2 separate regions of the Mus musculus genome follow, and region 1 is linked to region 2. The links are chromatin loops, found by intact Hi-C in ENCODE. Cell type or tissue: left cerebral cortex. All regions are shown on one strand. Links, peaks and the distances in the headings refer to the core of each region. The heading gives the core; the rest is flanking DNA. Region 1 has its middle 12 kb from the start of Gm32171. Region 2 overlaps Gm27166 (a long non-coding RNA gene).

Region 1 (5,385 bases), core at 138-5,137, 160 kb before region 2:
TTACTCCCTAGGATGTCCTTCAACATTTTCTGATGGACAGAACTGCAAGTATCTGCACACGTATTCATATACACATAAACTTGTATATTCACCTACTGCAAATATATTCAATTATCTACATATCCATAGTCCATACATATATACATATACATCTAAGTATTTTAGAAATGATGAATTCTTATAGACAGCTCTTCTTTCCACCCCTCCCTGTGGGAAAGTTTCTTTGTTCTGGGATGGAGGAGAGATACTCTGCTTGAACTGAAATACTAAAGAAAAATCCTTTCCCCTCCCCATTGCTGGAGGATGTATGGTTTATTTGCTAACAAACAGTAGAGTTGTAATTTTAATAAGAAAACCAGAAGAATGGGTTGAACTAAGAAAAAATGGGGAAATCACCATGAATATATTTCTGATTATTTATAAATCTATACAAAACATTTTTTTCAGCACCTACAAGTTAACAAGAACTGTATTAGATATTAGGACACAGCAAAGGACAAATTAAAAAACTTTTGATTTAAGAACCACTTAAATGTTATGAGACAGGTCTAAAATTAATAGAAAATGTGAAACAGTTATTTGTAGCCAAGTGCCACGTAAAAGACCACAGCAGTGAATGGAGTGCAGGGTGTCTGACTGGTGCAACCTGGGTCTTTCTGCATGAGTCAGGTCAGACATGAAGAAAATGAAGGGTGACCCATGAAGTTACCTGTGACGGGGCTTCCAGGCATGAAAGGAAAATTGGCTCCTGGTGGCATTTGTTGGGAGCAGTACAGGGACTAGTGTGATGGAGTGCAGAGTACGAGGACCTGAGGTGGAGGAGGTGGAGGAGGGTCACATCCCACAGGGCATCCTATGACAACATAAGACTTTGGCTCCTATTGTGTGTAAAATGGAGGGTCATCAAAAACTTTTCAAACAGGTTTACATCATGATGTGCCATTGGTTTCAAAGTAATAACTCCAGCTGAAATATGGGTAGAAGACTGGGGAGGCAGGGAAATCCAGTTAGGAGGGATGTAATAGAAAGCACTGGTGAGCTTGATGTAGTGATCTCATGACAATATGACTCATACTGATGTTATCACAAAAGTGACCCATTGAAGGTAAGGACCAGTATCCGTTCTGCATACCCTTACTGCTTGTTTCTGTGTATCACATGCTAAAAGGTACCCTGCAGAATACAGATATGAACAAGGAGCTCGCTGCATTGTGGGAATATGGTAGGTGAGACAGCTACCCACAGCTATTAGAAATCCAATGTGATAATTCCTGGGGTAAAGATCAAGAACAGCTTAAACTAGCTATGCTCGCATTTATGGAGGGCTGTCTCTCTGTCTCTATGAACTTAATGGCAATTTCACAAAGAGTATTTGAAAGAGGGTGGAAGCAGAAACAAAGAGAAGAAGCCATCTTCCAGATTTCTAAGTGCTGGAGGAGACATCCTCAGCCTGAATCCGAGGTCCTGCCATAGCTTCTCTATATAGACCATGAGGTTTCATCATCCCTATGAATTCCTGCGCTTCTCTGCCAACATTTTTCAACTCTGTCAATATGGAGGGAAATTGTGTTTCTTGAGGCCAATGACTGGTAGCTAAGGTATAGATAAGAATGAAAAATTATCAGAAAAGACTTTGGTCATTAGCATATACAGGTCAAGGAGAAACAGAACAGGATGATGTTCAAATTTCTGATACAGGTACGATGCTGGCATCGTTTGCAGGGAAAATGTTCAAGAGAACAGGAGAGCTGGTGAATTGGCTGAGTTTGCTTACCGGTCAGTTTGAACTGCCTACAGATGTGATGGCATACCAGGATACTGTCAGCCTTACCCACAAGGCTGTGCTAATGTGTAGGAAGAGGAAGAGTTGCAAAGGAAAAAGTGATGTCAGGCTGCAGAGAAGAGAAGAGAAGCCAGCACAAACTACAAAGCACTTGGGAATAAGGTCAGTCAGATAAGGGAGAAGGCACACAATCAGCAGCAATAATGGGAAGCACTTGCAGAGAGCACATGCAAATGACTTAAACCTTAAAGGACTCCTTTCGCTGTCCTTCTTTTATTTCATTTATCCATATAGATGTGGTATCCAGCTGTAACTTAGGGGCTCTTTTGTACAATGCCGGCCTTAGCAGAATACCACTCATACAATGATTCATCAATGTATGTACTGTGATTGAATTCCTGACCATAATACCATGGGTTATTCTATGAATTCTTAAGATATTATTTCACTGACTAGGCCTTTTTAAAAACTAGAACCAGGGCAGACATGAAAAGGAATTCAATGCAAGAGGCTACAAATCAAAAGAACAAAAAAATGATTTTAGATATGCATTGTCCTACAGAAATTTTTGTAAAGTCTTCACTCACTTTTGTATCCCTTTGTAGTATCTTCTTGGAATAGCCTCCTCTAGTGTATCCCAGAAGAGTCCATCAAGGTGGTCCATGTGATAATTTAAAAAGCATCAAAATCCTCCCTCAAATGTGAGCTCATCCATCTGGTTTGGTTATTTCTAGCCCAGCCCAGCTTCTCAACTGCTTTGTCCTTCAATTCCCCCTTCTCCTTGTTCTTGTCTGACAGCAAGGTGGCTTACTTGCAACTGTTTAATATAAGGTAAATCATTGCACCTCTCTGGACCATATTTTTCTTCTGTAGATAGACTAAGAAGATTATTCAGTTTGTGCTTATAACCACCTTAATGCTTTTTCCTCTACCTCAGCTTCACAGTGAGGTCTTCCCAGACTCTGACCATTATCTCTGTGCTCTGGGCACTGCTATTTTTCTGCACCCCACCCCCCAAGTCTCTTTTGCTGCCTAGGTTCATTCATCTGCTTGGGTTTGGGAGGCCCATCTAACGCATCTTTCAATCTCTAATGTTCTCTGTAATGGCTGAGGCTCAAAATGGTGCTCCACAGATGCTCTGGAGCAAAGGTGACTGAAAAGAACATGATTTGAACGTCTAGTCCTACATACACTAATTCAAAATGCCAGGTGGAATTTGCATGTTGTTCTTGCTCATGTGAACAGGAGAACATGACATGGTTCTGAAGCTCATTTGCTTCTTTCTAACACAGAACTTCCCTGAAATGTGATGAATGCTGTGCCTCTTTGTGAGGGAAAGAGATGAAGAAATAAGTCAAAGAATCTTTTGACATGTTCTTTAGGGACTTGAGGAAAGAATTCTTGTCTTCCCTAGTGTTAGGGCCTGTGGTAAGCATGGGCTTTATCAGTGCCAAGCAGTGAGTCAGGGAACGGGTGGCCCATTCTGTGGTTTTCAGTGGGAGGTGGGGTGTGTGTGGAAATTTTAATATCTCAGACTGTCCTGTTCATACCCATCCTTTAAAAGCCAGTTACAAGGGTGTGTGAACTTTAAAAACCCCTCTTCTCAAGCCTTGACCAAAGGAGGGCTTGAGCTCGGAGGGGCTTTCCAGGATAGTCTCCAAGTACAATAATGTCATTTTTCATGAACTTTTCTGAGACCTGAGTCCAAAACAGCCTGTGGCCTCCATCCATCACTTCTAAGCTAGCAGTAAAGACACCCTTGGAAAGACTTATGCTCTCTGAGCCAAACCACCAACAGCTACTCTTTCACAAAGGCTTCCTGGCCTAACCTACATTCTGCTAACCACACTGGCAATGCTCTGCAATACTGTGCTGCAAGGAGGCCATCTTTCTGGGAGTAGGTATTTGAGACAGACACTTAGAAGACCAATTTTAATGTGCAGATTATAATTTGTGGAGCTTTGAGTGTGGGTTGTGACAGAGAGGGCACTAAAAACGGGTCATGCATGGTTTGTTTTTATGGGACCAAGTGGAGAAATTGTGTGAGAGGATTTTGTATGAACAATTTCTAGGTAGTATTTTATTGATTGCTCTCATTCAAATGCATATTAGCAATTGTTAAACCATGTCTTCTCCTTCCATATTGCTTGGTATCTGCCATACTGTCTATTATAGAGTGCTATGTATGAGTCAGTAATTAGATGCCAGTTTTCCCTGCTAGGCCTATTATGGCAGGCATTATCATTCATCTATCTGCAGCTCTTCCACAGCAGCTACAATAGTGATGGTTAGCTTTCCCGTGCTTAATTGCTTTGCTTTGCCTGAGTAGCTTTATAATCTAGATAGAGGTAATACAAAACAATATTAGTGACACTTATGATAAGGAGACAATGAGTGAAATTAGCAAAATGCAGGGGTCACCCAGTGATCATTTCTGTGGTATTTATGAGCAGCTTTAGACTGATAACTGAGATTTTTTATGACCCACAGGCAATTATTGCCATTTGAATTTTCACTTTAAGGCATGCCAACCATACAGAGGAAGAGAAGGGGAAGGAAGGGGAGGGAGGAGAAGGAAGGAAAGGAAGATTACACATAAACCTCCCTACCTACAGTAAGGACTTCCTTTGTGTGTAGAGTAAAACCAGAGTTTCTTCCTTCTGATGGATAGAAATACAAATACCCAGAGAGCATACAGAATAGACATCCACCTGTGCTATGGATTGAGACTCCAAGAATATCAAACAACTGGCCCTTGGAAGGACACGTGTTGAAATAGCATGTTGTTTTAAGAGTTCTCAATAGGAGACTAAGATTTCAAAACATCTGAATAACTTCCTTGCTGTAAAGCATCTAGAGTTAAAATGTGAAGCTAGATAAATAGCAGCAGCCTCCAAGAGAAGAGATTCACTGAACTTAGGTACATAACTGATGATCAACACTGAAGTTAGAAATGCTGCAGGCAAGCCCACTCTGGGATGCCCATTTCCAGTGGAACACCCTTGAGTCACACCTGCTTTTTAACTCAAGAGATAAATTTCAGATTCCCCATTTCTCATGAGGGAATTATTGAGGAAGTGATCTGTAAGTGGCAAAATTTTACCTTCTAAGAAATTAATCTAGTACTTCTATATATCCATCCCATGACCAACAGCCATGTGATATTTGTAGCAGAGATTCAATGAATGTCCACAGGAAAAGCAGGCCAGTGCTGTATTCTCACCTACTGGGTTGAGATGATTTAATTTCATAAATCTAAATCTTGTCTAAATACAAGGGTATGGTTCTCACTTTGAAAATGAAATTGACATAAGAAAAATCCTATAACACACACAGACACAGACACCGTATAATATATATATGAAACAAGCTTTTTAAATTAACCCCATGAAAACATCAGAAGACAAATAATACAGAGAGTGTTCTTCTTTTACTTAAGCTGGGTCAAGATTCAAACTTGAACATAGAATTTTCTGGAAATGTTGGTCTGGCCTACCTCACTGGAGCCCATGTCCAAGTCAGGCTAAGTGTATTCCTGACATCTCAAAGCCAAGCTCTCACCTCTCTGATCTGTTTCATAGTCAGGAAGGAAGTGAGTGGAT
Region 2 (5,385 bases), core at 145-5,144:
GTCAGAAGATTATAGATTTCCTCTCTAAAAAAATCACTTAGCTCACTTTGTTAATATTTTCAGTAATCTTGAACTTCCACATCTAGAAGACTTTTTAATGACTAATCCATGGAACCTTATGGATTAGAAAGTTCCCATGGAGCCTGTCGGGACAAAGGTATGCAAGAGCTTATTTATTTATTTATTTATTTATTTATTTATATTTTTAATTGCTCTAAGAGAATACCTGAGATGGGTTAACTCATCAAAACAAAATAAAAATTAGCTTGGTTTGTGATTCTGAGGGGTTGGAAAGTTCAAAACCATGTACTAGCTTCTGATGCACCGGCAGTCGCATATGATGTAAAGAAACAGGGGCTGAATTCTCACTGTATCAAAACACATTTCTATGAGAAAGGCACTAACCCATTGATGAAAACCCCATCCCATACCTCAAACATCATATGCTAAGCCTCACTTTCTAACACTACAATGATAAATAATTAAGATTCTTATGCATGGATACAGGGGACAGAAGAAATCAAACCACACAATTAATGAACCTGAAGAGACCTTAGACATCATGTATTCTTTTATACTCACTGTGCATGCTAGAAGTCCAGGACCTGGGAGTTTAACTCTCCAAAACTTCCCAATAGAGGTTTGTCGACCTAACAGGGTCTACAAAACAGATATACCTAGTTCTACTCCAATTATTTATTTGTTCAGTTATCAAATATTTAGGGAATCTTCATGATATATTACACACTAAGTATGATTGCCTAATTTTGCTTTTATCAAACAAAATTAAGTCAGTAAGGTTCCTGTCTTCAAGTCAGTTAAGATCAATGTGAGACTTATATAAGTAAAAAAAATTAATACAAATTATGGTAGATAATATAATAAAATGGCCAATAAAATGATATAAAAGTGGAGGGGAGGTTGTGACTTCCTCCATGTTGAATCACAGCATTGAATGAAGACTGAAAATTTCTATATCGAACCTTGAGTGGTAAAGAGAAGTCCCATAGGCAAAAACTGAAGGAGGTGTAATTCAGAAAGAAATAATGCTGGAGAAATTCAAACAAATTGCAGTGCAACTGGTGGGAGAGGGTGGTGAGGAGACTGTTTGGAACAGGGGCAGCTGGCCTGCAGCCATAGTTGATCCAGAAGAAGAGTTCAGAACCTTCGTGGGTGTCTAGAAATGGGTGTGGGTCTTTGCAAACCAGGAAAGCAACATGCTCAAAATTCTCTTAAGCTGCATAACCATAGTGTGGGGACAGAGCAGAAGAATGGGAAGCCACGGATGGGGTAGTGGCTACATACTCACAGCATCTTGGACTAGGCTGTTGACAGGGGTGGGGATAGGGCATGCTTCTGCCATGTGCCCCTTCGTAGGTTTGTGCAAAGTCTTGAGAACTTACTAAGAACAGAACAGAACTTACTAAGAACTTACATCAAGAGAAGTGTATCATGATTTTGAATTTTTTCATCTTTTTTCCCACAGCATACTATCTTAAGATAAAGAAGGTAAGGTGATTCGAGGTGGGAGGGTTACTATTGAAGAAAGTGAATAGCTTTTAGGGATAAATAAAACTGGACCCAGAGAAATCATTCTATTGTCATTCCTAAAATGTAGCCCAAAAACCGTATCAGAGCCTTGCTCCACCATTCGCCTCACAGGTTGTCTCTAACAGTGTTTCTATCTAAACTGAGCTGCTAGCAGACCAATATTTTTGGTTAAAGGCAAAATGGACAACATACCAGTAGCTTTTACTCACTACAGCCATAAACATCACTAGCGAGAGCAGTGCACCAGTGAATGGACGGGCAGCAGGACAGTGTAGATGCAGTCACATCACCAGCCTGAACTGGAATTCAGAAGCCCTGGCACATAGCAAGCCTGACTGGAGACCACTTAGAAGATCTTCCCTTTAAGCAGAATTTCCAACCACAAAGCCCTATCTCCTTATTCCCAGCCATTATAACGTTCCCTCCAACAGTTCCACCTAGATAGGTTTTTCTTTTTTATATTTCAGCCATCTGCTTTTAGTTAATGCCAGAAATATATTTCAAATCATCAATGAAACAAACAATCAAAGTTGACCCCATTTATTAAAGAGGCCCTCCAGCCTGCTCCACACTGGGAGAAATTTGTCAGTGAAGCTGTCTTGCAAAAGAGCCCGAAGCTCTTCTGTGGCGTTCCTGTTTGTGCTCCTCTGAAAAGACACTGTTGTCACCTGGAATATATGGCCATAAGTGAGCTCCTGTCTGCAAGGCTAAAGGAAGATATTAACTGAGCATTGTGCATAAGGAAGGGGGAAGGAAGGCGTTGATAGATCACAGCAGAAGCAAACCAGGGAAAGGTGGACCAGGACAAGCAGGCCCTCTCCTTTAGTAAGGACTGCGTCTGGCCTGTGTCCGTGGTTAGATCGTATATCTGACAATATCCTCCCCTTTAATGCTCTGCAGATTCAAGGTATATTATCATACCCTAAGCCTTAACTCTCTAGGGAAATTATGTCAAACCATAACCAAGGAAGTGCAATTGTGAAAATTCACCCCAGGAACCAGCTGTCTGGAACTCCCTTTTAGGAAACAACGGAGAGTGGAGAGTGTGTTCCAAAAGGTGGCACTCTGAGACTGAGAATGGTGACTAAAGCCTCATCCTAGTCTCAAATTTCTGGAAGAATTGTGCTTAGCGTGAAATTCTAGTAGGCAGAGTGAAGGGGGATAGACGGAGAAGGGGAGAGTAGAAATGAGCTTAATTTTAGAGCTCTTCTCAGTACTCAAAGTGGATCTACCGTTATAGCAAACTCTTCCCAGTTCATTATGCAAAGACAGCACATTCCTGGTATGAGGAGGAAGGGAAAAACCCTTTTATGAAGCCTCTCTGCCACCTCCATTCAGTAGTGCCATCTGCTGACCTGTGCAGCAGTGTCACCTGAGAACAGAACGAAAACAAAACAAACAAACAAACAAAATCAGATAAGCTTCTGGCAAAACCTAAGGAGTGAGCAAAACCCTGAGAAAGCAACTTCACAAGCAGCTACAAGCGTTAACCTGTGCTGATGTGACCGGAAGCTGAGTCATGCCCACAGCTTTAACTGCAGCTTTGAGACTACACCTTCAGAAAGCCAGAGCCCTTTGCTCAGAGTTATTGAACATCTAAATGGGCATTCTTTAACCACAGCTAAGCTTCCAGACACATTTTGAGGAAAGCTGTAGGAAAACTGAAAAGCCTCATTGTGTCCTTGTGGTTGAATTGCTTTCAAGAACGATTCAAAGTCCCTGCTGCCATCGATGGCAAAGCCAAGCACATTCTCCAGCGTGCATTGTTTCCTGAAGATCAGATATGGATTTAATGTGGTGCCAAATGCAAAAGGGAGACAGGCCGATCCCCAACTTCGTTCTTGAACCAGCTCTGAAGGTCAGAGCTAAGTACCCAGGGACAAGACTTCTCCATTATCATCACAGTGAGAGCTCAGCGAAGTGAAGAAAACCAACCTCTTTCATGGGCACAATGTCTCAGCCGCCAATAATCCCAAATTGATTATTCTGGCTGAAAGTCACATCTGTGTATAATCTCAGATCATGAAGGGTCCTGAAAAGTAGCTAATATCTAGTTCATCTGGAAACTTTTCCTTCTGTAATAGCAATGTGTGCTTCATTTTCTTTTAAAATCTTTGTAGCTGCTTTTTACAAATAAAATTAAGAGGGTTAGAAAAAAAATTTTTAGTAATTGTTCAAAAGTAATCAAAGTCAAAGTCATGTATTTGATTCTAAATCTAATTACAGAATTCAATTCTAGAATTTGGGCTGAACCATAAAGTTTAAAATATATATTTTAATTGATACTCATACATACAGACAACTCGTTTTGATAGAATCCAACCACTCCCTTCTAATACCTTACCTACCCTCCTATGTCCTCCATCAATTTTTTTTACAATTTCATCATTTTTATTGGTTGTTTATTTATTTATATTTCAAATGTTGTCCCCCTTCTCGGTCTCCCCTCCTCAACGTCCCAATTTCATCCCCCCTCCTCTTTGCCTCTAAGAGGGTGCTCCTCCACCCACCACCCTCCATTTCAACCTCACCGCTCTAGCATCCTCCTATGCTGGGGCATCAGACCTCCATGGGACCAAGGGTCTTGCCTCTCAGTGATTCCAAATAAGGCAATCCTCTCCTACATATGTAACTGGAACCATGGACCTGTCCATGTAAACTTTTCGGTTGGTGGTTTAGTCCCTGGGAGCTCTGGGGGTTCTGGTTAGTTGATATCATTTTTCTACCTGTGGGGTTGCAATCTCTTTCAGCTCTTTCAGTCCTTCCCCTAACTCTTCCGTTGGAGTTTCTGAGCTCAGTTCAACGGTTGGCTGTATCTGTATCTGTATTAGTCAGGTGCTGGCAGAACTTCTCAGGAGACATCTATACCAGGCTCCTGTCAGCAAGCACTTCTTGGCATCAGCAATAGCATCTGGGTTTGTTGTCTGCAGATGGGATGGATCCCTAAGTAGGGCAGTCTCTGCTCCATCATTTATCTCTTCATTTCCTTTATACAGGAACAATTCTGGGTTAAAAATTTTGAGATGGGTAGTTGACCCTATCCCTCAACTGGGGGGTGGTCTCTACAGGTTCTACCTCCCCTTTGTAGGGTATTTCAGCTAGTGTCATCCCCACTGGATTCTGAGAAGCTCTCACTTCTCCAGTATCTGGTACTTTCTAGAAGCTCTCCCCAGTTCCCCACCCCTCATGGCTACATTTTTCTATTCATTTTCCTGACCCTCTGAACTTCTCTCTTGTCTCTTCCCACCCCTGATCCTGTTCCCCCCATTTTCCCTCCCTCTCCTCTCTCACTCCATGGTCTCTCCCTCTCCCTACTTTCTGTGATTATTTTTAAATAGTATTGAAGCATCCACACCTTCATCTTCCTTCTTTTTAAGCTTCACATGGTCTGTGAGTTGCATCGTGGGTATTCTGAGCTTTGGGGCTAATATCCACTTATCAGTGAGTACATACAATGTGTGTCCTTTTGTGTCTGGGTTACCTCACTCAGCATGATATTTTCATGAAGTCATTTTTTTTCTAATATCTGAGTAGTACTCCACTGTGTAAATGTACCACATTTTTTTGTATCAATTCTTTCCTTGAGGGACATCTGGGTTGTTTGCAGCGTCTGGTTATTATAAATAAGGCTGCCATAAACATAGCAGAGCATGTGTCCTTGTTATATGTTGGAGCATCTTTTGGGTATATGCTGGGTCTTCAGGTAGAACTATTTTGAATTTTCTGAGGAACTGACAGATTGTTTTCCAGAGTGGTTGTACCAGCTGGCAGTCCCACCAGCAATGGAGGAGTGTTCCTCTTTCTCTACATCCTAGAAAGCATCTACTGGTTTGT

The links. A loop is a pair of places that touch in the nucleus more often than their neighbours do. Peaks named below come from ENCODE experiments on the same cell type or tissue, not always from the same donor. Only the 100,000 strongest peaks of a DNase experiment are listed, where the experiment ranks them.
Region 1: a loop joins it to region 2, with 3 times the contacts of the local background. A loop is called at or near these places in 12 of 42 quality-filtered maps.

What each region holds. Positions count from the first base shown.
Region 1 is chr9:33,239,313-33,244,697 of GRCm38, reverse strand. No RefSeq gene overlaps it. Among named protein-coding and RNA genes, the nearest start is that of Gm32171, 12 kb to the left of the region's middle. In left cerebral cortex, for the core only: no CTCF peak of the experiment used is centred there; no DNase peak of the experiment used is centred there.
Region 2 is chr9:33,078,125-33,083,509 of GRCm38, reverse strand. The region is part of intron 1 of Gm27166 (a long non-coding RNA gene); the gene reads right to left. Among named protein-coding and RNA genes, the nearest start is that of Gm27166, 49 kb to the right of the region's middle. In left cerebral cortex, for the core only: a CTCF peak has its summit at 2,613 (motif pointing right); DNase peaks (open chromatin) are centred at 2,632, 3,034 and 4,414.